Linked DNA regions of Homo sapiens: all the other regions are linked to region 3. Evidence: chromatin loops called from intact Hi-C (ENCODE). Cell type or tissue: GM12878. All regions are shown on one strand.

The links. Peaks named below come from ENCODE experiments on the same cell type or tissue, not always from the same donor. Only the 100,000 strongest peaks of a DNase experiment are listed, where the experiment ranks them.
Region 1: a loop joins it to region 3, with 6 times the contacts of the local background. A loop is called at or near these places in 15 of 110 quality-filtered maps.
Region 2: it touches region 3 in a loop (4-fold over the local background); 3 of 110 quality-filtered maps call a loop at or near these places.
Region 4: it touches region 3 in a loop (2.7-fold over the local background); 5 of 110 quality-filtered maps call a loop at or near these places.
Region 5: a loop joins it to region 3, with 5 times the contacts of the local background. A loop is called at or near these places in 2 of 110 quality-filtered maps.
Region 6: a loop joins it to region 3, with 4 times the contacts of the local background. A loop is called at or near these places in 12 of 110 quality-filtered maps.

Annotation. Positions count from the first base shown.
Region 1 is chr11:60,698,290-60,703,289 of GRCh38, reverse strand. It overlaps MS4A8 (membrane spanning 4-domains A8), which reads right to left and starts at 3,678. Exons shown (of 7, transcript NM_031457.2): 1 at 3,515-3,678; 2 at 2,211-2,430. The coding sequence starts at 2,429. It overlaps LOC105369321 (a long non-coding RNA gene), which reads left to right. Exons shown (of 6, transcript XR_001748240.2): 2 at 236-295. RefSeq lists enhancers at 1,633-2,132, 2,133-2,634. In GM12878, a CTCF peak has its summit at 1,883 (motif pointing left); no DNase peak of the experiment used is centred here.
Region 2 is chr11:60,331,860-60,336,859 of GRCh38, reverse strand. MS4A6E (membrane spanning 4-domains A6E) reads right to left here. Exons shown (of 5, transcript NM_139249.4): 2 at 1,818-1,978. The coding sequence starts at 1,964. Among named protein-coding and RNA genes, the nearest start is that of MS4A6E, 7.1 kb to the right of the region's middle. RefSeq lists an enhancer at 2,530-2,824. In GM12878, a CTCF peak has its summit at 2,639 (motif pointing left); a DNase peak (open chromatin) is centred at 2,644.
Region 3 is chr11:60,760,702-60,765,701 of GRCh38, reverse strand. It overlaps MS4A15 (membrane spanning 4-domains A15), which reads right to left. Exons shown (of 7, transcript NM_001098835.2): 2 at 1,744-1,996. The coding sequence starts at 1,968. Among named protein-coding and RNA genes, the nearest start is that of MS4A15, 6.3 kb to the right of the region's middle. RefSeq lists enhancers at 243-422, 1,150-1,279, 2,360-2,449, 2,480-2,539. In GM12878, CTCF peaks have their summits at 1,810 and 2,734; DNase peaks (open chromatin) are centred at 551, 1,561, 2,421, 4,051 and 1 weaker place; H3K4me3 peaks cover 986 bases; H3K27ac peaks cover 3,952 bases.
Region 4 is chr11:61,165,335-61,170,334 of GRCh38, reverse strand. No RefSeq gene overlaps it. Among named protein-coding and RNA genes, the nearest start is that of VPS37C, 6.4 kb to the right of the region's middle. RefSeq lists a silencer at 3,021-3,170 and an enhancer at 4,023-4,700. In GM12878, no CTCF peak of the experiment used is centred here; a DNase peak (open chromatin) is centred at 2,784; H3K4me3 peaks cover 1,048 bases; H3K27ac peaks cover 1,606 bases.
Region 5 is chr11:60,681,022-60,686,021 of GRCh38, reverse strand. All of the region lies in intron 6 of LINC00301 (long intergenic non-protein coding RNA 301), which reads right to left. All of the region lies in intron 2 of LOC105369321 (a long non-coding RNA gene), which reads left to right. Among named protein-coding and RNA genes, the nearest start is that of MS4A8, 16 kb to the left of the region's middle. RefSeq lists an enhancer at 1,975-2,024. In GM12878, no CTCF peak of the experiment used is centred here; DNase peaks (open chromatin) are centred at 1,631 and 1,881; H3K4me3 peaks cover 795 bases; H3K27ac peaks cover 1,454 bases.
Region 6 is chr11:60,263,070-60,268,069 of GRCh38, reverse strand. No RefSeq gene overlaps it. Among named protein-coding and RNA genes, the nearest start is that of MS4A4A, 15 kb to the left of the region's middle. In GM12878, a CTCF peak has its summit at 2,267 (motif pointing left); a DNase peak (open chromatin) is centred at 2,239.

The sequences.
Region 1 (5,000 bases), 62 kb after region 3:
TATTTTCATGGTCTAAAAAGTAATATGGGAAATACAAAAATGAAATAAAAACTACCTGTAATCTCCCCTCCGCCTGGAGAAAACAACTGTTTACATTTTGGTGTATTCTCCCATTATTCTTTTCAAATATATACCTTGATAGCACAACATGGCCCCCTGAATTTTATTAACTTAATATTTCATCATGAATGTGTCCTCATGGCATTAAGTATTCTTGGAACATATGTTTTTTCAGGGCTGCTCAGATCCCATTATGGATGGTCTGTGGAGTAGTTGAGACAGAGTTATTGGACAGGTAAGATTATTTCTACTTTTTTCTATTATATGTAACATTGTGATAAACATCCTTCTATGTAAATCTTTGCCTTCATCTCTTATTTCTTTAGGATATTGTTATGTGTTAAATTATGCTCCCCTCCCCCAACCCTCCTCCAAATTCATGTGTTGAAATTCTAATGCTGAGTGCCTCAGAATGTGACTCTATTTGAAAACAGAGTTGTTGCAGATATAATCAGCCAAGATGAGGTCACACTGGAGTAGAGTGGGTCTCCAATCCAATATGATTGGTGTCCTTATAAAAAATGCCATGTGGGCCAGGCACAGTGGCTCACACCTGTAATCTCAGCACTTTGGGAAGCTGAGACGGGCGGATCACAGGTCAGGAGTTCAAGACCAGCCTGGCCAACATGGTGAAACCCTGTCTCTACAAAAATACAAAAACTAGCTCGGCATGATGGTGGGTGCCTGTAATCCCAGCTACTTGGGAGGCTGAGGCGGGAGAATCGCTTAAACCCAGGAGGCAGAGGTTGCAGTGAGCCAAGACTGCGCCACTGCGCTCCAGCCTGGGTGACAGAGTGAGACTCTGTCTCAAAAAAACAAAGTTTTCAACTTTATTATGGTGTGAAAGTGACATGAATTCAGTAGAAACCGTATTTGGAGTACCCATACAATCATTCTGCTTTTCATTTTCAGTCCAGTGTTCAGTAAACTACATTAGATATTCAAGAACACTATTAAATAGGCTTTGTGTTAGATGATTTTGCCCAGCTGTAAGCTAACCTAAGTGTTCTGAACTTGTTTAAGGTAGGCGAGGCTAAGCTATGATGTTTGGTAGGCTACATGTATTAAATGTATTTTTTACTTATGATATTTTTAATTTACGATGGGTACACTGGGACATAATCCCATTGTAAATGAAAGAACATCTGTGTATGTTTGTATATTACACACGTGGTAGCAAATACAAATATATTACTTCCTTAAATTCACATAAATGTAAGCAAATTATACACAGTGTCTGCCCCTTACTTTCTTCCATTAACTCCATATCTTGGGGTGTGTCCCTATCATTACACAAAGAGCTTTCTTGTTCTTTTCATAGCTCCACTACATTTTATTCTTTGGATGCACTGACTTAACCAGTATATTACACTGACTTAACCAATATACTGACTTAACCGGTATTATATTGATGGATATTACAATATTTTTGTTATCACAAACCACGCTGCAATGAATAAGCTCATACATATCACAGTTTTTGTGGGCACAGGCATATCTGGAGGATGAAGTTCCAGCAATGGAATTATTGGATATTTTGTAAATTTGGCAGATACAAATTTCCCTCCCTAAGGGTTGTATCAATTTTTGTTCCCATGAGCACTATCTGAGGGTGGAGCTAGGGTTGGAGCTCGGGCAGTCTGCATCCAAATTCATGCCCATCATTCAGCTACACAGTGAAATGGGCCTTTCTTTGTCCAGCGCAGGACAGCCTCTCAGGGGTTGCGGTGACCATTTATGTTGTTGGTTGCCTAACCTGCTTTGTTTCCTGTTGGGCAAATATTTGATTCGATCTTATTGGATTCTGACTCCACCTTGTGGTCTATTTTGGTCTTGCTGGGACCCCTTTCTTCAGAGGCCACAGGGCTGGGCGTGGATCCTGGCAACAGGATCAACCTTCAAGCGTGCTGCTTTTTTGTTGCTTTTCTTTCTCTTTCCGAAAATGCCTAAATCAGAAAATACAAGGTCTGAGCAGAGGCCGCCTGTGATGTTGTGCAGCTGAGCTTTCTAATAGACCTGTGCTTGGCAAGGCGCGATCAACTCAGCCCCACTTGCGGGATGTAGTGTTTGTGTATTTCCCAGGCCTTCCCTTCCCCCTGCCATCACTCCAGCTGTGCAGTCTGTGGCCTGCAAAGGGAAATCTCACTTACCCCCAAGGTTTTGCCTTCTTTCAGAGCTTTCTGCACAGGCTGCCCATTCACATTCGACACCAAACTAGGTGGGTTCCCAGGAACTAGGTGGACTTGCGGCTGGCTGTTTGGATACAGGGGCACGTGAGACATAATTCCTGGGGTCACAGGATAACCATTGTGGGGTGCCACCACCAACACAGAATTGGCCACCGGAACTGCTGAAGTCATCGAATTCATGCTGCCAAGAAATAAATGCGAGAGAATTTTCCCTCACATATGGACTTGTCCTTTAAAAAGGACTTTTGCTTCTTCTAGCTCATTGGAGCATCTTAACCCTCTACAAGTTTATGAATCCCATGTTACAAATAATAGATATCAGTTATAGGGCACTTAAGAGGTGCTTTACAAATACATTTCCTTTCATCCTCTCACCCGCCCAGTTTTACAGATGAGAAAACTAAGACTCAAAGAGGCTAAAGGCTACCAGAGGGCAAGGGGTCCATCTTTTCCATCTTTGTGTCTCTCATAGTGTTTATTTTTTAATTTTTTTTTGAGACAGAGTCTGGCTCTGTCACCCAGGCTGGAGTGCAGTGGTACGATCTTGGCTCACTGCAACCTCCGCCTCCCAGGTTCAAGCAATTCTCCTGCCTCAGCCTCCTGAGTATCTGGGATTACAGGCCCCCGCCACCACACCCAGCTAATTTTTGTATTTTTAGTAGAGATGGGGTTTCCCCCTGTTGGCCAGGCTGGTCTCGAACTCCTGACCTCAGGCGATCCGCTTGCCTCGGCCTCCCAAAGTGCTGGGATTACAGATGTGAACCACCGCACCCGGCCTCTCATAGTGTTTAGAGTGCTGCTTTGCATATGTTAGTACTGGCTGAAAGCAAAAGTTCAGAACTAGAAAATCTCTTGGACAACATTGAGTTCAATTCTCTCATTTTCTGGAAAAGGAAACAGGGTGAGAGAGTGGACAAGAATCCTCCAAGGTCCCAGGTATGTCAATATTAGTTAAATGGAGATTATCCTTCTCAAGGGAAGCCCCATTGCCAAGGCAGTGTCTGTTCATTGGGTGGCTTCCACTGCTCAATTTTCTAGGCTACTTATACATTCTAATGTGGTTTTAAAAATTCTTTTTCTTTTTGTTTCTCCCATCCCCCTCCATGTCCTATCTTTCTCTTTCTTTCTCTTGGAGCAGACTCAATAAAGCTAGTACAATACACTCTGTCTATCCCTCATCCACACTGGTTCGCCGTAAGTCTCACTTGGTAGAAAAACCTTATCACCAACTCCCAGTTACCAACCACCAGATTAAGCAGACTCACCTTGCTCTGCCAGCAGCCACGTATCTCTTGATCCTATTCCTTTTCTTTGCTGTGGGGACCTTGTTTTTTTTCCTGAGAGAATGAATGTACTGGGGCCAGTTGGGTGGTAGGGTTAGAAGGATCCGAAGTCCTCTATTTCCTGGATGCAGGCCAGGTTACATGCTGCTTAGAGCTCAGTTTCATTCGTATTTATTTCCTGTTTTGGTTAATGAGCCAGTTAAATATGGTTTGATTTGACAAGAGTCTATGGTATAATCTCCATGGAGAAGAAAGGGTTGGGCTGGTTGCTCTGGGAGACACAGAAATGAACTGGGCACCCAGGGTGTGCTGTATTTAGCTGTAACATGAGACAGGATGAAATAAACACCACAGAAGAGAGATAAATGTCCCCACAGGAGAACAGAGGAGAAAATGATTTGTTGGACTTGAAGAGATTAGGGAAGACTTCAAACAGAAGGTGGCATATGAAATCAATAAACTGCAGTCCAGAAAGGGATAGAATCACAGCGAGTGAAATGAGACTTGTAATCAACTTAGATCTATTTTCATCCAAGTCAGAGCCAATAGAAAATCAGAAGCCATCCATGGGAGGGCATTCCACATATCTATGACATACATCGTGTGAATTGCACAGTACAAAAACAGCTGCATGTAATAGTCCATGACAGATTTACCGTTGAAGAAGGTGAACAATGAAGAACAAATGAAGTTGATGGGATGGCTAGAACATTGTAAGATGGTCAAAACAAAAAGAACACCGTTGAGGGTATGGAAAGGGAAAAGTCTTGGGGAAGAGAAGGTAGAGATATGTTGGGAATGGCTCACAGTGAAGGACATTGAATGTAAAAAAGATGAAAAGGTAGCTGGAGTCAGACTTCACTTTTTTGTTGTTGTTTGTATTTTTTAGAGACAGGGTCTTGCTCAGGCTGGAGTGCAGTGATAGTTCACTGCAGCCTCAAACTCCCAGGCTCAAGCAATCCACCTGCCTCAGCCTCCTGAATAGCTGGGACTGCAGGCACGCACTACTGTGGCCAGCTAAATCTTAAAATTTTTTGTAGAGACAGGATTTCACTATGCTGCCCAGGCTGGTCTTCAATTCCTGGCCTCAAATGATTCTCCTGCCTCGGCCTCCCAAAGTGCAGGGATTACAGGAGTGAGCCACCATGCCTAACCCAAATTTTACTTCTTTACCCATTTTTTCTATCAGATTCCTGGACCTTTGTCCCTTAATTTTTAAAGAGTTCTTTACATACTAGGGATTTTAGGTCTTTGTCTTTGGTATATTCTCCAATTTTGACAGTGTCTTTTGATTTTGTTTAGGGTGGTTTTCTGTCAAGAAAAATTTTAAAAATTTTTGTAGTAAAATTTATCAGTCTTATCTTTTATTACCTATGCATTTGAGTCATTGTTTGAAAGCCTTTCCTAACACTAAGATTAAACAGGAATTTAGCTGTGTTTTCTTCTAATACTTGTATTGTTTTACTTT
Region 2 (5,000 bases), 430 kb after region 3:
CTCCAACTCACACAGAAAAGAGAACTGAGCTCACAGCATTCTGAAAGCTATTGTTACAGGTAGGTAGGCTCCAGGGCACATCCCACAGCCATACAGTAGAGTGTTATTTAATCCCATATGGGCACTTCTTCTTTTAGGAACTCACCAGTTGATGCTCTGGGACCCCAATTTCCCAACATAATGACTGAAGTGTACACTCCTGGGCCTCCTAGTAGCCAGTAGTAGTCTTGATGCCTAGAGTCTATATTTCTTAGAATAAGCTAGATTTGTCTTGAGATGGCACTCTTCTTCAATCTCAAAAAGGGCTGGTACAATGTGTGACAAGAGTAGAACTCACTAAAGCCTCGATGTCTCTGGTGAGTCTGAGCCCACCCCGAGACCACATCCTGCATCCTTGAGCTTCCTGCATGTTCACTGTGGGATTGTTCTCTGGAGTAAGAGGCCCATATATTTCCTACTAAAAGTTTGAAAACATTACTCTTGTACTAGGCTACTCAGTATGGTTGCCAGTAGCCACATGGGCTACTTATATTTGAAGTAAAATTAAGTAAAATTTAAAATTCAGTTGCACTATCCATATTTCACATCATCGATAGCCACATGTGACCGCCATATTGTAACAGTGCAGCTGTTGTGGATTTCCATCATCATAGAAAGTTACATTTCATTTCCATCATAGACAGTTACATTGCACAGCACAGATCTAGTGTTGGATTGTAACTGAGGGTTCCAAACAATAATCTCTAAATACCAACGAGGGAAAGAAAGAACTGGCATTTTTCTGGGCACTCTCTCTGACTTCCTTGCTGGCTTTGGGAGATTTTTGTAGCCAGAGCTTCCAAATTGAGTTTCTGTGCATTAGTTATTTTTCCTGATCCTCTCCCTCCTCCCACCCTCCACCCTCTGAAAGGCCCCAGTGTGCATTGTTCCCTTCTACGTGTCCATGTGTTCTCATCATTTAGAGGCCACCACCCTTAGCAAACTAACAAAACCAAATACTGCATGTTCTCATGTATAACTGAAGCTCTGTCTTAGGAGGTAGTTTTCCTTCCTGACATCCACCTCAGAGATTCACAGCTCTATTATCATTTACCAAGAAGTTTCCTAGACCTTTTGTCACCTGAGCCTCATAGAAACCCATATGATTGTACATGAGGCAAGGAAACCAGTCCCACCAGGTCCTGAAATCCAGTCAAACAGAGTGCCTCACCTCAGATCACATAAGTGCAGAGGCAATTCTAGAAACCAAAACTCTGTGTTTCCCTCCCAATCCAAGATAGATCCCTTCTTTCTCTCCTCCCTTCATGCAATACAGCTTCTTTAATAAACTCTGGATGAGAGGAGAAACAGACAAATAAAAGGTAAATATCATTTCCATTCTCAAAAAGGTAAGAAGAAAACAGGGAGAGGAGGTATATTTTTTCTGTAATTTGCAGTAAGGGAAAAATTCCTTGCAAAGAATCAGTGTGGATTGTTAAGCATGCAGTTGTGAAATACAGAAAAATGTATATACAATATGTCATTATTTACCACCATTACTTTCGTAAAAGAAAATATAGAGAAGTACTGTATTGCAAAAATACAAAGACAACAACAGAAAATCAACTCCTCATATTCAGAATAAGGGAAAAAACGTTTCTAAGACAATCTCCTGTGGAAAAGTTCTGGGACAGTTTTCTCCAAGTGGCTTCTACCCCAAAGTCCCTCCAGCAAAACTTAAGGGTCTCCACACTCACAAGGATGACCAGTCCCAAAACATACATCATCTCTTCCCACTTCCCCTAACCCCTCTCCAACATGTTCTGAATTAGATTTACCCCAATAACTTTGACTTTTGCCTGTAGACGTTTCTTCAGGCTATCCTGCCCCTGGTTGGTGGGTTCGGGTTTCTCTGCTTGGGAGAAGTTGATGACATTTGATGGGAGCATTATGATGGTCTCATTGGAAATAGGTTGTGATGTCATAATGGTGTTGCCAACTACGGAAGAAAAAATAGATTTAGCTCTTAAAAGTACAGAGCTCCCAAGTTCTGGCTGCAAAACTGGTAAGTCAGTTTCTGCCAATTAGTCCAGACTTGGCCTGTGTGTTAGAGAAAGAAACTGATATTATGGAGCAGTGAAAGCCACACAACCTTGGTATCATGAGGATTTTTCCATAATGTTTGACACAGTCCATTATAGATAATAAACACATCACAGGGTGGCAGCAGCATGAATCTTGAGAGGTCCCAATATCCAGAGGCAAAGGGTCACACAAAATTTGCAATATGCAGCAATGTCCCTTTGCCCAGTCCTACTGACAACAACTGTATTGCCATATATTTGATGAATTTTTTAGACAAATGCACTCTAATCATTTATTTTTTGTCTATTAGCATGCATCTTAGATATGTTTATCATATTTTACTAGACATGCTCTTAGTTTTTATCCTGCAGTGCTTTTAATATTTGAAAAATACACCCAACCTCCTCCAGTCATTACAGAGTGGCTTCATACATTGGAAGACCTTTATTGGTTAGCATAGCTAGAGATTCTAGGGGCCCTTCAAGCTTTTTATGGGCTTGTGTGTGTAATTTCCCAGTTAAAGAGGTTTGCTTGTTTCTTGTCTGGAGCCTGTAACCTCTTTCTCCCCCTGGTGTCCGCCTTCAGTACTACAATCTCCCTAGTGCTGAAACAGGGTGCTTGCCTTTGTTCTCAGAGGCCCCCAACATGGCATCCAAACTCTGCACTCTGAGTCATGTAAGACAGAAACCAGTGCCTTGGGCAACCCCGCTGGAAACCCAGAATGCTGGACTCATGGCCCACTCCTGTTGCTTCCCTAAGGGAGAAGCTGGGACTTCAGGGTTTTCTCCAGATCGAGTCTCACTGTATCAGGGTGAAAGAGGCCAGGACGAGTAAAATGCCACGACTTTTTCTACTCATTTTGATGCGTCTTTTCCTGGCTCTGCACTCACCTGAAGTGCTCCCAAGTTCCCGTGGCAGAGCTCAGAAACAGATATTTATGTTTGACAACAAAGGAGTTGGAGATAAATTTTGGTGTTTCTCTAACAATATATACAACTCTCTGTGCACATTCTCCATAAAATATCTCTTGTTCCTGCAGGTCCATGGGCAAAACTGTCTCCCTGGCATTTCTAGTTCTAGGGATCCCTCCTTAGAGAATAAGAAGGCCTTAACTCTTTGGACCCAAAACAACTATCCGAGTTTTTGTTTCTCAGCTAGCCCTGTTTCCCAGGTCCCATCTGCATCTCAGCTTTCATCTCCCACTCTCCAACCCTCTCCTTCAGGACCAGGGGAATCTTCTATTCCCTAAGGACATGTGTCCTTCTCTTATTTATCGTGTTTCCCCCTCCATTCCATGATACCTCTCATACCCTGTACTCTAGGAACTCTTCTCTTTTGATATATCTTTCTAAAGCATGTATCATAAACTTTTTAGTGAGATATTGTTCTTTGGATTGCTGGAAAACAAAAGCTAGAAACTAGTAAGCAAAATCTCCTTTTCCTTCCTCCATTACTATATTCCTCTAACTCCTCCACTTATCTCTCCCTTTGCATATATTATCTTAAGAAAAGTACTAAGAAAGTCTTAAATGCTTGGGATAGAAAGAAAAAAATTCATGTGTTTGCAAGACTTTTAATCTTTCTTGTAATCTGCATTGGATACATTAGTATTGGGCAACAGGAAGTCCTCAGTTGAAAACACAGCCTGGTAACTATTCCAGCATTCAAGGGATCCAGAGAAGGAAGGGCTAATGTTCAGCATAAGCTATTTCACAAAAGTGACTGTGATTTCTCATATGTAAGTGAGAAGTTTCTTCCTATAATGAAGGAAAAGAGGGAAGTGTGAAGGAAAGAAAGGAAGAAACATTTTCCTCAAAGTGACAATTAAGCAAAATGAAGCGTGTGGGCTCTTTGTGAGGAGGAGGAATCAACAGCTAGAAAGAGTCATCTGGTTCTGACTGATTTATGCGGGCATGCGGGTGTTTTAACAAGATAAAATCTTATTTGTTATATACATAGTAGCCTCGGATCAATTGCTTTCTCTTTGTGTCTTACATATATTATTTGGTATATTTGTTTTATGGTTTATATCTGAAAATGTCTTGAAATATCTCTGTCCAAATTATGATTTTGGGTCAACTAATAAAGAGCAGTTTTATGGTTTTGACAAGGTTGATGGTTCTCTGAATCAGTTAATATTTGCACTTAGCACCTCAGCTACATGGGGAAACATTGACTTAAACCATGCCATGTCAAACTGACATAAGATCAAATAAGAGAAGGACAGATGTCCTTAGGGAATAGAAGATTCCCCTGGTCGTGAAGGAGAGAGTTGGAGAGTGGGAAATGAAAGCTGAGATGCAGATGGGACCTGGGAAACAGGACTAGCTGAGAAACAAAAACTCAGATAGTTGTTTTGGGTCCAAAGAGTTAAGGCCTTCTTATTCTCTAACTTCCTCATGAATAATGAGCATTGACACATAATTAGGATCAATTTATCTAAGAGTTTACTACAATTATGTGTTCCCAGGAAATGCAAAACTTTTATACCTTGATATCCGAGTTTCCGTCTTTCAGTTGTAACTTGAGTAATAAAGTAGACTAATACATTTAGGCTGAGAATAGAGGATGAGATGACAAATTTAATGGATACTAACACCATTCAGTGAAAATATTTTTTGAAACATAATATTCACTTTGTCTTAAAAGCATAAGACTACTGATTCCTTTTTAGTTATGAAGTTAAAAATATACCTTTAAAATGAAAATAGCATGTGAATACCACCTGTCTTTGTCTGTTCAGACTGTTATAACAAAAATACCATAATCTAGGTGGCTGAAAAAACAAACATTTATTTCTCACGATTTTGGAGGCCAGGACATCTGACGTCAAATTGCTGGCATATCCTCAAGTGTGATGAAGGCCAACTTTCTGGTTCAAGGATGTCTGTCTTCTTGCTGTGTCCTCTCATGGTCGAAAGGAGCAAGAGAGCTCT
Region 3 (5,000 bases):
AGAGGTCCTGGACGCCACAAAGCAGAGGGGTTGAAAGTAGAACTTTAGGGTCAGCCATCCCTAGTTTACAGGATGCCATTTATCAGCTGTGTGGCCTTAGGCAAATGACTTAGTCTTAAGAAACCTCAGTTTCGTAATCTGTCCAACAGGAACGATGATCCCCTTCTTACAAGGTGGTGCTGAGAATCTAGTGAGATGATGCATGCAAAGTCCCCGGCACAGTACGTGCACCTCTCAGAGATGCTTCATAAGTAAGAGCTGTCATCATCTTCACCTTCATCATCATCACCATTGCTTAATCTATGCTTTCATCTTCTACTTGGAGAAACTGAGGCCAAGGAACATACTGAAGAATCTACATATGTGTGTATATAATTAAAATAGCAGGTGGCCATTAGCCTGTCTCCATAATTTGAGTTCCTACATAACAAACTGCAACCCAACCAGTACAGAAACACACTGAAACCTAACCTAGGAGTATATTTTTGTAACAGATAGCTGGGTTTCAGCTAATGACAAACAGCTTCAGCCAACTGATCAGACTATGCCCAAATAAGGCAAATGCCTCATGACATCATGCCCAAATAAGGCAGACACCTAGCTGCAGCTGATCGGGAGATTTCTCTACTTCACTTCTGTGTTTGGCCTATAAGAGCTTACTGCTCACACAGCTGGATGGAGCTCTCTGAACCTCTTCTGGTTTTGAGTGCTGCCAGATTCCTGAATTATTCTTAGCTCACATAAACTCTGCTAAATTTAATTTGTTTAAAGCTTTTCTTTTTCTTTTTTTTTTTAAATGGGGTCTCACACTGTCACCCAGGCTGGAGTGCAGTGGCATGATCGCAGCTCACTGCAACCTCCACCTCCCGGGTTCAAGCAATTCTCCTGCCTCAGCCTCCCGAGTAGCTGGGACTACAGGCACACGGCTCCACACCCAGCTAATTTTTGTATTTCTAGTAGAGACGGGGTTTCACCATGTTGGCCAGGTTGGTCTTGATCTCCTGACTTCATGATCTGCCTGCCTCGGCCTCCCAAAGTGCTGGGATTACAGGCGTAAGCCACCTCACCTGGCCTAAAGCTTTTCTTTTTAACGCTACATGTATACACACACACGTGCAAATGTGTGTATGTATCTTTCTATCTCTACCTAATATTTTATGACTTCAGTATTTTATTGAGACCAATAGCTCAAGGCCATCTGAGATTGAAATCCTTCATGTGCCTTCAGCTCTATCAGGGCTGACTTTCATCTATCACTTTCATTCCATCTCACCTCCCCCTTTCCTTTGCTCATTACATTCCAGCTATGGCGAGCTTCCACCTCTTCCTTTAACAGCCACACTCATTCCCAAGGCCTTTGCACTCTACCTGGTGAGCCCTCCCTCTCCAGCCCTTCCACTAGCTATTCCCTTGGCTGGCTTCAATCTAACAGCCAGGTTTGGGCTTAAATGTCATCTCCCCAGAGACAAGTTTCCACCTACCCTCGCTAGTATTCCCCTTAGCCCTAGTCATCATTTTCAACCTTACTTTTCTCTTTGGAGGTTTCTGAGTCATTTGTTTACTGGTTTACTCTCTGTGAACTTTATGCGGGAAGGGTGCTTGTCTACCTGGTGCATGGCTGAATCTTTGAGTCATTACTACATATTTGTTAACTGCCTTCTCCCCTCTCCAAAACATGCATGAATGTTCCGGTGCTGGGATACTCACTACCTGCCTCAGGTTGTGCAGAGAGGCTGTTCTTACCCCCAAAACTTTGGGCTCTCCTGTCAGGAATGTCTCCACGGGCCGCAAGTCAGGTGGCTGTGTGGCCCTTGGTGTCTGTGCCCCCAGCGGTGGCTCCTCAAACTGCATAATCCCTGGAGGTTGGCACATGGATGTGGGCAGAATGGCCGGAGGTGGGCAGAGGCCACTGGCGTTGTTTGGCGGGATGACAACAAACACTCCATTGCTGGCGGGAGCTGCAGACATCGTGCTCAGAGAGCCTGGGAAACAAAGGCTTGGGAGATAATAATGGCAATGATGATTGTCACCCATGTGCATAAAGCTTTTTAGTTGATAAGCAACGTGCCTACTTCCCTTGCTTACTGCAGCCCTGCCAGTATGGCCCCAAACGCTCTCATCAAAGCTGGGGAAGCTGAGACTCAGAGAAGCGAAAGATGTCTGAGGTCAAGGGCCTGTAGGTGGGGTAAGACTGAGATTTGAATTCTAGTCTCTCTGGTTTCAGAGGCCTTGCTCTTAATCTCTGAGCTATATTATGTGGAAAGCTCCTTTTGGAGGAGTGTTTATTTAAATGCCCTTCTTTTCCCAGAAAGGGCAAGTGACTTACCTAAGGACACACAGCTAGTGCAAGGTAGAGCTTAGCTAGAGTACCGGTTTCTTCACCCCGAGACCAGGACTCACTGCCACTTCCTGCCTCTCAGCTCTCAACTATTGAGCTAGCGTCAATAATTCCCCTGGGTATGGGAACTTCCCACCTGCTGTGGGAAGCTTTCTATTTGGCCACCCAAGCAATTACCATTGATGTAGCCAAGAAATGTGTAGATATGGAAACTTTATGCAGAGTTTATAGCTTGCAGTGAATGCCAAGAATGAGTTCTTAGACAATTCCAGCTGAGTGGGCCTCGAGCGGGGGTGGCGGGGAGCTCTTCTGAGAGAGTCCACCCCAGCATCTGTCCGCCAAGTATTTATTGAAAGAGCTTGTTAAACCACAAACATCCACTAGATGGCTTTTTGAGGGTCATGAGACACCTATGACCTTATAAAAGCTCTCAAACCACCTTCTTAGGAGGCTGTTTTCAGCGTTCCTTATTACACACCTCAATCCTTGTCCTGTTTTTAGGGTCAAGGAGTTACATTCTCATGCATAAATAACATACACAGAGTGCCTCAGTATTTTTCCATGCCCCAACCTCAAATGCCATGTACATAAGCTTGGATATGTTGCCGTGCACCCTCAACATCTCCCCCTTCTTTAATTTTTAGAGTATGTTGGTTATTTAAAGCGAGGTAAGCTTTTATTGCTTTTTCTTGGTTATAGATGCACTGAGTGACAGCACAGAGCCATTTGTACATACCTAGCAAACAAATACAAAAAAGAATAAGTATATTGGCCATTACCCAAATGTGTATGTTTAACCCAGATAACTAAGTGTTTGGGTTTAACTATTGAAAGCCTTTTTATAATTGTTGAAGGGTATTTGTTTATAATTGCTGTGACCATTTTTTAAGTTGTTTTTTAAATTTACACTTAAGAGTGGGAATTTGAGAAGACTAATGATTGTGATAAGCCCCTTGCAGGTGTGTTTTCACTCTCTCCCAAGCATATTGGGAGCTATTATATGGCAGAGGTGTGACATAGATAGAATTATATTGCCAATTACAATATAAATGTTGATGGGTAATGAATGCCAGCTGCTGATCCCCCAGCCATTCAACTGCAGCTTTAAGAGCCTCCAGGTGAGACAGAGTAGTTTGATTAATATTTACCTGTTTTTGAAATTTATGGGTTACATTATATACCATGTGGTTCACCACTGAAGCTGTGTGAATAGATTTTGTTAGAAAAAGCAGCTGCAGTAGCAGCAGTTGCTAATATAATAATAGCTGAGACTAAAAAAGCAATTAAAGTGGCCAGAAATCTTTTTTTCTGAGTATGAGACAGTGCTTTTCTAAACAGCTGCAGGGTTGAATCTCCTTCCCAGCTCCAGGCTAAATTTACAGGCAGCCAAAATTCTGCACGCCATTTTAAGATCATGACATAGGTTATATTTAACTATGTAACATTTCGATGAGACAGGCATGTAGCATACTAACTACTGGAAGAGACTTTACTACTATAAAAGGATTGATTCTGCTCTATATTAGGAACACTTTGCCCAAACAAAAGTATATAAGAGTGCGTAGTACAAATCACAACTATGTCAGTAACATTATTATGGAAACAGAGGGTATAATTGCCACTGCTAGTAATATACTCATCATGTGAAAGAACCCATTCAAAAAAAGGAAGTTCTAATCTCCAAATTTGGGTATGAGCAGGGCTTAAAGCTTGTTTCCCTTTTAGTTGTAATATTGGTCCTGAAAGCCTGTACTCTGACCAGGTGATAGACTTACTGGGGACTCCCAGATCCAATAGTCTGATTTGCAGACATAAGATAACCATGGGGACTCCAATCAAGTAAGGTGCCATTATCAAACAGAGGCCCTTGACATGGCGCAGGCTGTCTGGATGGAGACCACTGAATGGCCTCAAACTTATATCCCCAGTCCCTACTCAGACGGCATATAGGAAGATCAGGCACTTGTGTAGCTTCATTAGAGACCTCAGTAAGATTAGTGGTAATAGCAGAAATAAAGGTCAAGTTTGCAAGCTTAGCATCCCTTTTACACTGATAGTAAAGATACTCCTGAAGAATAAGAGTAACACACTTAGCATGTGCTATTGTGGAAAAACAAAGAGGGGGATTACTAGACAATACAACCAAGGAGTTATTAAGTTTAATCCATCCCAAATTTTCCACTGAAGGGTAAGACAGGGGCATCCATCGACCTCTCGTCCAAGAAGTATCATTAGATGACAAAGGCAGGTCAGCATCCCACCATGAAATAACATTAAAAACAGGGGGATTTAGAACATGACTCCAGTAAACATGTTCTTGAGGTGATCCCACTTGGCAAAGGACAAGAATTACCAGCCACCCCAACATCTATGTCGTCTTACTTTCTCAGAAGTTTTCCCAATTACCCCCAGATACATAAGAAACTGATTCTCTGCAGTTACAGAGGCTTCTATGCCTGCAAGCCGGATAGTTGCCTGTTGATCCAATTTCTTTAGCTGTCCCCAGGTAATGTCAGGTGCCTTCTGAGTCATCACCGTCATTGTCAGTCGATTCTCCAATGACAGGTCCTGTTCTCGAGAAGAGGGCCCGATATTCCCCCTTTTTTGTTTATTAAGATATACTTTACGAGTTTGATGAGCTTGTTTAATAATGGCCTGACTG
Region 4 (5,000 bases), 400 kb before region 3:
TCCCTCAAAGCCTTTTTAGGATTCCTGATATGATGTTGATAGGAGTAGAAGAGGTGTGGAACATCCCAACATCACCTGAGCTTGCACTTTCACGGGGTTTGAGGTGCTTTTGCTTCTCATGGCACCTATGACTTGTCTTTGGAGAATAGAATACATTGGCCCACAGGTGTAGGGTGGCCCTTAGCCAATGACTGAGGGGTACAGGTGGGAATGTGAAAGCCCAGCTTGCTTGCCTTAGGTTGGGGCAATTTTCAGGCATGACTTACATTCCAGGGCTCCCCTGTGGGATCAGGCTGGAGCTTCCCTCGGCAGGACTTGCATAAAATCACACTTTGGCTTGGCTTCATCCCCTTCCCAGTCCTGCTTCCCTGCTCCCTCCCTCACTGGTTTCCTGAACCACCTTTGAAATAAATCACTTGTACATGAAACCTCATCTCACTGGTTACTTCTGGGGAGCTTGACCTGAGACAGTTTCCTTCAGGCAGCCACTGAGACCCCAGCTATGAGTTCCTAGAGCACCAGGAAGCTTTCCCTGCCATATGGCTTTGCCCCGGCCTGATTTTCTGAACCCCCGGCTGGACCACATGTTCCTGAGGGCAGGGATCTCACTTGACTTGTTCATAAGTCCATGGTCTCTACCTGCCATAACTCTAATTGTCAAAACCAGGCTAACATCCAGGAATTAGGCTGCAGGTTCAACTGCTGTAACCAAAGCCCAAATAACAGAGGTTTAAGTAAAATACAATTTAATGGCTGGGTGCGGTGACTCACATCTGTAATCCCAGCACTTTGTGAGGCCGAGGCGGGCAGATCACAAGGTCAAGAGATCGAGACCCTCCTGGCCAACATGGTGAAACCCCGTCTCTACTAAGAAAAATACAAAAAAATTAGCTGGGCCTGGTGGTGCGCGCCTGTAGTCCCAGCTACTCAGGAGGCTGAGGCAGGAGAATCACTTGAACCTGGGAGGTAGAGGTTGCAGTGAGCTGAGATTGAGCCACTGCATTCCAGCCTGGCGACAGAGTGAGACTCCATCTCAACAACAAACAAACAAACAAACAAACAAAAATTTCATTTATCTTTCATATAATAGATAATAGTCCAGGTGGCTCTCCAGTGATTGAAACCCAAATTCCTTCTTGTTGCCTTGCCATCCTCAACACATGATATTCATCTCTTGGTCCATTATAGCTGCTTCAGCTCCTGTCATTACATCTGCATTCCAGCCAGCAGGAAATAGAGAAAGGGAAGTGGGATATGCCCCTTTCCTTAAAAGGCATAATCCAGAAGTTGCAAAGATTACTTCTGCTCATATGTCACTGGCCGTAATGAAGTTAACAGGGGCACTTCTAGGTGAAAGAGAGGCTGGGAAATGTAGTCTTTAGCTAGGTGGCCACAGACTAGGGTGAAAGTTGGAGTTTGATTACTGGAGGAAGTAGATGATGAGCAGTTCCTGTTATACCCTCCTGCTTCAGTGAAGATAAGCTGGTTTCCACCCTCCAAATCTCAGAGGATCAATACAACTAAGGTTGATTTCTCACTCACAGCCGACCTGGGTTGGCAGGGAGCTCTACTCCTCGCAGCCATGCAGGGACTCAGGCTGACGGATGCTCTGTCCTGATGCAGGGGAAGGAGATGGGTGAGAAATGGGACTCTGGTTCCTAAAGGCTTCTACCTGGAAGTGACACATGTCACCACCTCTGCTCACATTCCATTGGTCAAAGTAAATTTGACCAATGGGGATGGGTGGCGGGGGGATGAGGGTGGGAGGGGGATAGTGGTTTGGAAGAGGGAGGGGAAGTGTGGTTCTGCTGCTGTGGTTATGAACAGCAACAATGGCCACACCCTTCATCCATGTGCTCATGCCTCACTCACCTTTGGTTCTCCCCACCCCTGCCCTAAGCCTCTTTTGGCCAACATACGCAGAGTTGGATGAGACTATACAGGAGGACATGCACTAGGCTGTCAATAAGCAGGGGAACCAACCAAACAACCAAAGAAAAAAAAGAAAAGAAAACATCCCCAAACTATGCTTAACCATGTTTATAATCACAATTTGCATTTATGCATGATTATGTATATGTGCATTTTTTTTTTTTTTTTTGAGACACGGTCTTGCTCTGTCACCCAGGCAGGAGTGCAGTGGCTCGATCTCGGCTCACTGCAACCTCCGCCTCCTGAGTTCAAGCAATTCTCGTGCCTCAGCCTCTGGAGCAGCTGGGATTATAGGCCCCCACCACCATGCCCGGGTACTTTTTTGTATTTTTAGTACAGATGGGGGTTTCATCATGTCGGCCAGGCTGGTCTCAAACTCCTGACCTCAGGTAATCCACTCGCCTCGGCCTCCCAAAGTACTGGAATTACAGGCGTGAGCCTGTAATAGTCTGTGCTTTTTTTTTTGGCAGCCTGAGCAGACTAAGACACACAGTAACTGTGTGTAGTAGTATCAGGTTTAAGTTTAGGTGCACATTATAGAAAACCTGAAATAACCACAACTTTAAAAAGAGAAAACTTATTTTTTCTCCCTTAAATAAATCTGCAGATAGGCTGTTCAGTTTGAACGCTTTCCATTTCCAAAGTCACCTCATAGTCCAATATGGCTGCAGGAGTTCCAGCCAGCACTTCTGAAATCTAGTAAGTACTTAGAAGGCGGGGGAAGGCAAAAAGACTCACACCCCAGCTGAATCAGCTCCTTTAAAGCAGCCTTCCAGGAAATCCCCCTCAACACTCCTGCTTATATCACAGTCACCTAGTCACAACTAACAGCAAAGGAGGTTGGGAAATGCAGTCTTTTAGCTGACTGGACACATTGCTATCCTGAATGAAATGTACTGTTTTTAAGGAAAAACAGAGAACGGATAATTTTGTAGGCAGCTGCCAGCCCCTACTTCAGAGGCAAATCCATTGTCTGGATTGTGCAGGCTGAATGGCTCGGCACAGCGTGGGAGCCACAAGGAGGAAGCAGAAGTGAGAAACCAGGCTCTCCCTCGCCCTCGCCCTCGCCCTCTCCCTCTCCCTCTCCCTCGCCCTCTCCCTCTCCCTCCTCGCCCTCTCCCTCTCCCTCTCCCCACGGTCTCCCTCTCCCTCTCTTTCCATGGTCTCCCTCTGATGCCGAGCCGAAGCTGGACTGTACTGCTGCCATCTCGGCTCACTGCAACCTCCCTGCCTGATTCTCCTGCCTCAGCCTGCCGAGTGCCTGCGATTGCAGGCGCGCGCCGCCACGCCTGACTGGTTTTCGTATTTTTTTGGTGGAGACGGGGTTTCACTGTGTTGGCCGGGCTGGTCTCCAGCTCCTAAACGCGAGTGATCCGCCAGCCTCGGCCTCCCGAGGTGCCGGGATTGCAGACGGAGTCTCGTTCACTCAGTGCTCAATGGTGCCCAGGCTGGAGTGCAGTGGCGTGATCTCGGCTCGCTACAACCTCCACCTCCCAGCCGCCTGCCTTGGCCTCCCAAAGTGCCGAGATTGCAGCCTCTGCCCGGCCGCCACCCCGTCTGGGAAGTGAGGAGCATCTCTGCCTGGCCGCCCATCGTCTGGGATGTGAGGAGCCCCTCTGCCTGGCTGCCCAGTCTGGAAAGTGAGGAGCGTCTCTGACCGGCCGCCATCCCATCTAGGAAGTGAGGAGAGCCTCTTCCCGGCCGCCATCCCATCTAGGAAGTGAGGAGCGTCTCTGCCCGGCCACCCATCGTCTGAGATGTGGGGAGCGCCTCTGCTCCACCGCCCCGTCTGGGATGTGAGGACCGCCTCTGCCCGGCCGCGACCCCGTCTGGGAGGTGAGGAGCGTCTCTGCCTGGCCGCCCCGTCTGAGAAGTGAGGAGACCCTCCGCCCGGCAGCCGCCCAGTCTGAGAAGTGAGGAGCCCCTCCGCCCGGCAGCCACCCTGTCTGGGAGGGAAGTGGGGGTCAGCCCCCGCCAGGCCAGCCGCCCCGTCTGGGAGGGAGGTGGGGGGGTCAGCCCCCCGCCCGGCCAGCCGCCCCGTCCGGGAGGTGAGGGGTGCCTCTGCCCGGCCGCCCCTACTGGGAAGTGAGGAGCCCCTCTGCCCGGCCACCACCCCGTCTGGGAGGTGTACCCAACAGCTCATTGAGAACGGGCCATGATGACAATGGCGGTTTTGTGGAATAGAAAAGGGGGAAAGGTGGGGAAAAGATTGAGAAATCGGATGGTTGCTGTGTCTGTGTAGAAAGAAGTAGACATGGGAGACTTTTCATTTTGTTCTGTACTAAGAAAAATTCTTCTGCCTTGGGATCCTGTTCATCTATGACCTTACCCCCAACCCTGTGCTCTCTGAAACACGTGCTGTGTCCACTCAGGGTTAAATGGATTAAGGGCGGTGCAAGATGTGCTTTGTTAAACAGATGCTTGAAGGCAGCATGCTCGTTAAGAGTCATTGCCACTCCCTAATCTCAAGTACCCAGGGACACAAACACTGCGGAAGGCCGCAGGGTCCTCTGCCTAGGAAAACCAGAGACCTTTGTTCACTTGTTTATCTGCTGACCTTCCCTCCACTATTGTCCTATGACCCTGCCAAATCCCCCTCTGCGAGAAACACCCAAGAATGGTCAATAAAAAAAAAAAAAAAAAAAGTGAGAAACCAGCCAGAGAGATCTGACTCCCAACTCTAGAGATAAAAAGATAAAGTAACTCTTCACTGGCAATCATCTGAAGACCAAACTAGAGATTCTACATGCCACATAGCAAAACTTCCTTTAAAAACTGCTCTTCCGGCCGGGCACAGTGGCTCACACCTGTAATCCTAGCATTTTGGGAGGCTGAGGTGGGCAGATCTTGAGGTCAGGAGATTGAGACCATCCTGGCTAACACGGTGAAATCCCATCTGTACTAAAAATATTAAAAATTAGCCAGGCGTGGTGGTACGCGCCTATAGTCCCAGCACTGGGGAGGCTGAGGCAGGAGAACTGCTTGAACCCGGGAGGCGGAGGTAGCAGTGAGCCGAGATCGTGCCACTGTATTCCAGCCTGGGTGACAGAGCGAGACTCTGTCTCAAA
Region 5 (5,000 bases), 80 kb after region 3:
TCCCTCAAAATTATCCTGCTACAAATGATTTGTCTGAATCCTTCATGGTAATCCTATTCCCTTTGCTATTACTCAACTCAGAGATTAGCAGATCTGAGGCAATTAAGCCAAGTGAAGTAAAGAGAGGTCTCCTTGTAGCTTCTGAGAAAGGCCAGTTTCTCCTGCTGGATGTGAACCGGAAATTATGCTGCCTAAGCCGTCTTATGATCATGAGATGATTCCTGATTGATTTAGCAGTTTGAGTTGAGGGTAGGGGGGAAGGGCTGTAACTTGCTGCAGGAAATATTCTAATGAAAATAATTATATAAATGAAAAGTTTGATCAAGAAACACTGTTGTTAAAAACCCTGCAAGAGCACCCTGGTATCTATAGACTAAATTCAAAATTCTTTAATAAGGTATAGTTAAGCCCCATTAAGATCTGGTCTCAAGGTACTTCTACAGCCTCATTTCCTGCCATGATCCCCCACATATTATCCTACAGGAATTCCACAAACAAGCCATTCCTTTGGCTCCTGACAGAGTTTTAGGTTGACACCAAACTACAGATTTTTGTTTTTGGAATTAATTATCTATTTTGAAAGGATTTAGGGAAGATAGATAAGTAAGGAGATAAAATCATCAGCCATTACAATCTATTTCCTTTCATCACTTTGTTTAGTGAGCATGTTTTTGCCCTTTATTATTTTAATGAAATATATTGCATTGATTGATTTTGGTATGTTAAACTAACTTTGAATTCCTGTAATAAATCTCACTTGACCCTGTTGTATAATCATATTTATATGTTGCTAGATTTGGTTTGCTAGTTTTTTTTTTGAAGATTTTTGTATCCGTAGTCATCAGACATGTTGGTCTGTAGTTTTCTTCCCTTGGTCAATTTATCTATGATTTTTCTTTTGTTAAATATGCTTTTGGTGTGATAGCTAATATACCATTAACTAATTCAGGCCAGAAATAATTATGCCTGTATTTTCTTCTAAGAGTTTTGTAATGTTAGCTCTTAAATCTAGGTCTATGCATTTTTAGTTAATTTGTGTATATTCTGTGAGGTAGTGGTCTAACTTCATTCTTTTGTATGCAGATATCCAGTTGTCCTGGCACCATTTGTTGAAGAGACCACTATTTCTCCATTGAATTGTCTTGTCATGCTAGTCAAAAATCAAGTAGCTACGTATGAACTTATTTTTGGGTTTTTGATCCTATTCTACTGATTTTTATGTCTATCATTATGGCAGTATCACTGAGAGAAGAAAGAAAGAGACCCCCCCATATTGTTCTATACTGTTTTATACTCAGTACCTGTTTTAAGAAGAAACAAGGAAGCGAAACCAAAGGCAGGCAGCCTGGCGCCAGGCACCAGACCCAAAACCAGACCCAAAACCAGGCCTGGGCCTGCCTGACCTTAGCCTGATGGTTAAAATTCAACCCATGACTTAGCAACTGATGTTATCCATAGATTCCAGACATTGTGTGGAAGGACATACAACAAATTTTCCATTCTGTTCTGTTTCACTCTGATTACTGGTGCATGTAGCTGCAGCCCCTGTCCGGTACCACCCTAGACTGCTCAATCAATCACAACCCTTTCATGCGAAACCTTTAGTATTGTGAGCGCTAAAAAAAAAAAAGGGACAGAAATTGTGCACTCAACAAGCTTGGATTTTAAGACGCTAGTCTGCCGATGCTTCCAGCTGATTAAAGCTACTTCCTTCACTTTCTCAGTGTCTGTGGAGTTTTGTCCACGGCTCATCCTGCTACACCACAATTTCTTGATTACTGTAATTTTTTAGTAACTTTTGAAACTAGGAAGTGCGAGCCTTCCTGTTAGTCCAAACTGCACCATTTTGTAAATTCTCTGCTATTTTGCAGACCTTGGTCAAAGTGAAACATTTCACAGGAGTTCGGGCCGTGAGAAACATTCTGCCTAACCACATGACCACAAGGCAGACAAAGGCCCAACTAAAGAAACATCCCTATTATATCTTGCTGGGCAAAGGTCCAAGGAACACCATAATGACATTCTGCCAAACCAAGGGCCAGAACCACCTCATCATGGGAACATCTTATCAATATCCTGCTGGGTAGCAAGCCGTACTGCCTAGACCCCTCCCACCCATACCTATAAGTACCCCCAGGCTATAAGCAGCGGTGGGCTCTGGCATTACACTGGTTCCCCACTTCTGTAGGTTTTATGCTGGATGTAAAGCCTGCATTTGCTGCTGAGGTGCCCTTTTTATATGTGTGTGTGTGTGTGTGTGTGTGTGTGTGTGTGTGTGTGTGTGTCTTTCTTTAACCCTTACCTTCCCTTCAAAACCTAACACCTCCTACTTTGTTTTTCTTTTTTAATATTGGTTTGACTATTTTGGGTCTTTTCCATGTTCATATGAATGTTAGGATAAGCTTGTCAATTTCTGAAAAATGCCAGCTGTAATTTAACAGGGGTTGTGTTAAATTGGTTGGGGAGTATTACCATCATAATATTGTCTTCAAATATTGTCTTTTATCAATGAACATGGGATGTCTTTTCATTTGTTTGTATCTTCTTAAATTTCTTTCAATAATGTTTTAGAGTTTGTGGTAGACAAGTCTCGCACTTCTTTTTAAAAATTTATTCCTGAATGTGAAGTATATGTATATTTATTCCTTTTGATGTTACTGTAACTGTGTTTTTGTATACAAAAATACAGTTGGTTTCTGTATATTGGCCATGTATTCTGCCATTTTGTTAAACTTATTTATTAGTTCGACTAGATTTTTATGGATTTTTTTAGCATTTTATACGAGATCAGATAATGTCATTTGTAAAGAGTGTTAGTTTTAATTTTTCCTTGATTAAACTAAATTCTTTATTTTTTATTGCCTGATTTTCCTGGATAGAACCTACAATACAATGTTGAATGTAAGTGACAAGATATCTTGTTTCTTATCTTAAGAAGAAAATGATTCAGTGTCTCTTTATCAAGTATTATGTTAACTATAAATTTTTAATAAACGCCCATATTTAGGTTGAGAAAATTCCATTCTATTCCTAGTTTTTCAACTTTTTTAATCATAAAAGGGTGTTCAATTTTCTTAAATGCTTCTTCTATGTCTTTTGAGGTGATCATGTGGTTTCTGGCTTTTATTCTATTAGTAAGGTGGAATACATTGATTAGTTTTCATATATTGAACCAGCTCTGTACTCTTAGGATAAATCCTAACTGGTCATGATATATAATACTTTTTGTATGTTGCTAGATTCCATTTGTTAATAGTTTTTGAGGATTTATGCATCTATATTCATAATGGATATTAGTCTATAGTTTCCTTTTATTATAATGTCTTTGTTTTATTTTAGTACCAAACTAGTGTTAGCCTTATAGAATGAGTTAGGAAGTATTTATTCCTCCTCTTTTTTTTGGGAAAAAGTTTGTGAATAACTAGTATTAATGCTTTAAACCTTTGGTAGAGTTCACAATGTAGCTATCTGAGACTGGGCTATTCTTTATGGAAAGTTTTTGATTATTAATTTGATTCTTTAACTTGTGATAGGTGTACTTAGATTTCTATTTCTTCTTGAGTCAGTTTCAGTCATGTCTGTATTTCTAGAAATTTGTCCATTTTATGTAGGTTATCTAATTTGTTGCCATATGATTGTTCAATATTTTTACTTCTATAACATTGTCAGTAATGTTCTTTCTTTATAATTATAGTAAATTAAGTCTTCTTTCTTTTTTTCTTGGTCAGTGTGGTTAATGGTTTGTTATTTTGGGATTCTTTTTAAAGAAGGAACTTCTGGTTTTATTGTTTTTCTCTATTGTTTTCCTATCTTCTATTTCATTTAGTTCTACTCTAGTCTTTATTATTTTCACTTTAGGTTTAGTTTTCTTTTCCTGATTTTTTAAGGGGGAAAGTTGGGTTTTTGATTTCAGATACTTATTCAAAATATAGTCTTTACAGCTATACATTTTCCAATATTTCTTCACAAACTCACTGTGCCATTTTTTTATTTCTTTCTCTCTTCTTTCCTTATGTGTTCACCATTATGCACATTTTGGTATGCTTGCTGATGTTTCAAAGGTGTCTGAAGCTCTGTTCTTTTTTCTTCATTCTGTTTCATAGATTAGGTAATTCCAATTGACCTACTGTCAAGTTTGTGGATTATTTCTTCTGCCAGCTCAAATTTTCTGTTGAGACCCTTGAGTAAAATTTTCATTTTAGTTATTATAATTTTCTGCTCTACAATTTCTATTTGGTTCTTTTGGAAAAATAGTTCCTATTTTATGTCACTATTAATATTCTCTTTTTGGTGAGACATTGCGTTCATACTTTTAGTTTTTTTAGACATGGTTTTTAAAAGTTCTTTATACTTATTTATACTTGCTGAGTTAAAATACCTTTTTTTTCTAGTAACCTCAACATTTAGACTTCTTTGGGGAAAATTTTTATTGACTGTTTTTTTCTCCTGTATTTAAGCCATACTTCTCTGTTTCCTTGCATATTTTATATTTTTACTTGTTAAAAATTGAACATTTAAAATAATATAGTGTGGCAACATTGTAAATCATAGCCCTCTAGGGGTTGGTTTTATCATTGTCTTTGTTATTCTGCTTTGTTAACTTAGTGGTCAGCTAGTGATTGGACAAAGATTTCCTTAATTCTTTTGAACCAGTAAGTTTCCTAGACTTTGCTGAGAGATTGTGTGTGTGCGTGTTTGCATGTGTTTGTGTTGGGGTAAGGTTTTAAAGCTCTGGGAGAGTTTGCAACTCTGCCTTAGCTATCACTTCCTGCTTTTATCATAAAAGCAGGAGATGGGTTGTGAGGGATGGGAATAGGACAAGTTACAATACCACAAAGCTCACTGTTCTTACCATGATTCGGCCATTTAACTTGAATGGTTGAATTGGATTTTCTTCAGGTCAGCCAGAGGTGGGAGGTTAGGACATTTTTCAGGTCTTTTCTTGGCATGTACACATCCCAGCATATGCATGTGACCTTTTATGTTTCCAGATATTGTCA
Region 6 (5,000 bases), 500 kb after region 3:
GGAAAATCTCCACAAATCCCCTATAAATGTGTGACAGTAAAGCAAACCATTCAGGTTTGTTTGGAGAATTAGAGGCTGGAAAGAGAGAAAGGACAAAGCATTGCTTTCCTATTCTCTCTGCATTGACACAGCCTTTGGAAGTAGCTACTTCTTCCACAGTTATACTACAAAGCAGCTCTTCTTACAAGACTTCTGCTCTTTATTGGTCCCCATAATAGTGTGTTCTCTTCTCATACCTTCCTGCTTTTCTTGTCTGTAGTGACCTCCCTTTCCTTCTTCGTTCCCTTAACTCTGCCCAAATTCTGCGAGGTCTTCATAAAAATCCCTTAAATAAGTCACATGGGATGAATTATGTTTCTTGGGGACACTTTTACTGATACCTGAGCCTTCAAAATGACTGAATGTGGGGAGTGAAAGAAAGAGAGGCGTAGGCACCCACCTCCTAGGATTTGAATGAGCAGTGATGCTGTGTTCCAACAACACAACCCACCATCCTCTCTCTGGGACTACTGCCGGAGCCTCCTCGCTACTCTCCCCACATCTTCCCTCGCCTCCCTTCAGTCGGTTCTTACCAAGACAGGCAGCCAGAGTGGTCCTGTTAAGATGCAAGTTAGATCCTGTCTTCCCTTTGCTGAAAATCTTCCAATGCCTCCTACCTCACTCAAAATAAGCCGTATCTCCTTAATAAGTCGCTTTATAATCCAGCCCCCCAGAAATCTCAGACAACATTGCCTTCTCCTCTCCCTATTCCAGTCTCAATGTGTCTCCAGACGTACTGTTTCCTCAGAAGCATGGAACGTGCTCACCTCAAGACCTCTGCTCTTACCACTTGTTGGTCCAGATAACTGCTAGGGATTTGTATTATCAGGTTCAAGAAAATAAATGCGTGGTTCCACTCATTATCTCAGCATTATTATTTCAGAAGAATAGTTCACACATATTATTAGATTAAATTTTATTCACCTAAATTGCGTTTGAGAAAATTTCTTTATTATCCATTTTGAGTAACGAGTGGGAATCCTAGGAGGTGCTCGAGCAACACCAGGTGGTTACTGCCATGAAAAGGGATGTGAGTCCCTCTGGGGAGGCAGGACTGGAAAAATCTGAGGAGTAGTCAGTGAATTTCTATACTGTGTAAAATAAAGGGAAAGAGAAACAAAACAAAAACTCCAAAAATGGTACTGGCCCAACCATGATGGGAATGGGTATTAGAGAAACGTTCAGAAGTCCTAACTTTATTTCACTTCTTTTAATCCTCTCTCCACCCAGCTTTCACCGATCCACTCTATGGCATTGGAAAATAAATGCTTGGTTCATTTCCATCAGTCAGCTTCACTAGAAACTACTAGGTTGGTTCATTCACTTTCAAAGTCACTTCTAGATCCATGAAACCATATGAGTCATCCTAAAATCTCTCATGGACATATTTCCTTAATGTGTGATCTATAAGTCCAACACCATGAGGGAGGCTCTCAGGGTCGGGCTGGTTCAGGTTATTTCCCTTATGAGAGGCCAGTGGCTGTTCCACCAAGAAGGGAAGAAGCCAGGCACAGATGTTGCCACCTGGCCACTCATCCCGAAGCCTTCCCAAACCCTCACCTTCTGCAATAAGATCCATGTTCCAAAAAGCAGAGAGGAGGGCATGGTAATGTCTCTGGTGTGCCATTTATAACCCAGATTTTTCAGAATATGAGACCAGGTGAGATGTGCAGTCTCAACCTCTCCCTCTAGCTGTATCCACACCCTCCTCCATCATGCATGTGCTCACATTTTACAGAATGTGGGGAAAGACAGGAGAAGGGAGAGGAGAGTAGAGTAAATAACAATTAGATAAAATCTAAAATATGTTTTTCAGTTCACCAGAGTGCAGAGAATGGGGTGGGAGTGGACAAAAAAGTGGTATAAAGTTAGGATGGTACAAAAAGCACCCTTTGAAATTAAAGCACTTTAATACTATCTTGAAAATCAACTTGTGATGTTTTGAAAATTCATTCTCAGGTATCCTCACTAACACCTTTCAATATAAGTAATAATATCTAAATAATACCTACAAAATTTAGCAGATGAAAAAGCTAAGGGTCAGAGGGATGACTTGCTGTATCTACTAGATTCCCAGAGAATATGGGATAGAAATGGGACCCAACCCAGCGCTAGTATACAAGACCAGAGCTGGGAGTTGACTTTTCATAAGGTCTTCCCAGAAGACACCAGATTAGGTAGGAATTCAAATTAGGTAGGACAATTTCTTGTCCACTGCCTCCCTCTTGTGGCTCAATTAAATATGACACCTCAATGTCAAAATGAAGGGGATAATAGGAAAAACAGAAAAACTGGGTTATACATTCATTACCTTCATGACTCACGTGAATCACTTTCTTTCCCTGGGCCACAGACTTCTCATATTTCAGTGTAGAAAGATTTCCACGTCTCTTCTAACTCTGATGTTCTATTTTTATAAGATGTAAATCAGGTCTCTTATATACAGCCCAGTCTAAGCAAAGCATCTCAATATTGTAAGAACTGCCTGTGTGCATGTGTGTGCGTGTGTGTGCATGCATGTGTGTGTGGAAAGAGATGACAACAATTGAGACTACAGAGCAAGTATTAAGAGAACTGTTTGTATTTCTGGACTCCTGAAAATTGTGCACCACCTTCTACATGTCTTTGTGGTCAGTGGTGAACAGGCCATACCATGAGTGCTAGGAGAATTTTCCTGATGCCAGGATTTGAGCTTACCATTGCTCATTTACCCTAATTTCTTCCCAAAGATATGTTACTTTTGGGAAAGAAACTGGGGAAAGATTGAAAAGTAAATCCTAGCTTGCATTCCTGGGACAAATAGTCCCCGAGAGATATATAACTTTAAGCTTGGTTCTGAACTGAGATCATTGTCTCCTCTAGTAACCTGAAGCAGCATCAAGACATCACATCCTACTCTCTGTCCTTACAATAAAAGGCCTCAGTTTAGTATCCCGAAGTCCAACTTGGCCCTACCCTCCAGACACAGATATGAAGATGTAAAGAGAAGGCCAAAGCTTATGGAATAAATCCTACTCAGAAGAGAAGATAGGCACAGGGCCAGGTTCTATGCATTCTGGCTCAATACCAGCGGTAGAATTTAAAAAGCCTTTAGTTGCATCTGGAGAACTCCAGGTTCGTCTAGAGCAGTAGCTCTTAAAATGTGGTTCCCAGAGTAGTAGCATCAGTATCACCTGACATTGTGGTTGACATGCAAATACCCTACCCCAGACCTATTGAATCAGACAGTCTCGGTGTGCATTCTGTGTTTTAAGAAGCCCTCCAGATTTTGATACACACTCAAGTTTGATATCTACAGGCTTATAGCAGTAATTGGCAACATTGACTATACGGTAGAATCCGCTAAAGAGCTACAAAAAATTTTGACTCTCCAACCATAATCCATATTAATTAAATCAGAATACCTGGTAATGGGGCTCATGTGTTAGTACGTGTTAAAGTTTCCCAAGTTATCCCAATGCTCAGACAAGATTGAGATCCATTGCTCTAGAGGCAAAGGCAGACTTCTTGGAGAGTCTTTTGCTTCTGTCTCCATCCTTTCAGCTAACTAGTAGAAGGGCCCAGGCCTTTCTCACATTAACTTCTGTTAAGCAAGTTCTAGTCCCATCTCAGGTTTGTGCAGGTGATTTGTTTTTAAACATAAGCTTGGGACTTTAATTTTACCTGATTAAATTTGATCTGTATTCCAACGCTCATGTTCCAGACTTTTGGGTTGTATCTTCAATCTGGACACTCTCGTTTTATAAATTATACTTCTTGTTTTTGGATCATTTGCAAATAGGATCAGCAACTAAATTCTTGATGAAAATATTAAGTGGTTGAAGATCCAACCAAGAGACTCCACAAAGGATGACATTAACACCCCCTGCATAGGATTTCTACCAGATGACAATCCATATAACTGGTTATTCAGGGCATGGTAGGCAGCCATAGTCCTGATTCTCTGGTTTTCCATATTTAGGGTCAACCCTGAGCCATTTGGCTGAGACCAGCTGGGCCTGGGTGTCATCTGATCACCTTTGTTACAGGATCAGTCCCGAGCCTGTGCACTGAGGCCTCTTCAGTACTTCTTCTGAACTAATAATACAAGGTTCCAAATGTCAGATATAGGAGAAACCGAGTGTTGGAGTTATCTGGGCCTGGGTTTTTAAAATACAAGTAAGGACAAAGGATGTCAAGATGTATAACTCTGATGTTCAGTCTTCGGCTTCAGTCTTCCTCACTTGACTGTCACTCTAGCCCTGAAGCAAATATACCAATGCCATGCCATGAAATTGCCTCATGGGCATAATTGTTGTACATTCCGACTAAACACAATAAGAAGACGGCAGGGCTTGAGTTTCACCACCAGCCCCCAGATGACCGCATAACAGCTATCACATAGTCTTACTGAACTAAAGTACCTGGGAACTTGAACTCCAAGCTCTTGGTGCTGATCCTGTGAAAAGTGCAATGTTGCATGTCCTGTCCCAGCTTCCTCTTTTCCAGGGACTTTCATATCTTAACTGTTCCTCTTGTGGTGCTCTCAGAGCTTTTCTCCACCAACCACTTTTTTTTTCTTTTTGCATTTCAAAACACATCACTTTTCGTTTATTTCATTATACAAATTATTTGCTTTCAAATCCATTTTTTCATGCATAAGTGCATGGCCATTTCTATTTCTTTAGTTAAATTGTCTGGTCCTGCACTTCATCCATTTATATTTTTTCTATGATTACTATGTGGGCATTCTATTCTCATTTTCTTGCCATTCAGTCTTTTTTAACACAACGCATCACTTGTATTAGTTATTGTATACTCCATTTTAATTTCTGATAGTACTGTCTTTACTTCAACATTAGTCTTTATTAAAATACTTTTGGCTAGTCATACTCATTCCACATGGACATAAAGAACATTAAGTCAATTTCCACAAGAGATTTATTTGAAAGTATATTATATTACGTCCGAAAAAAATGTGG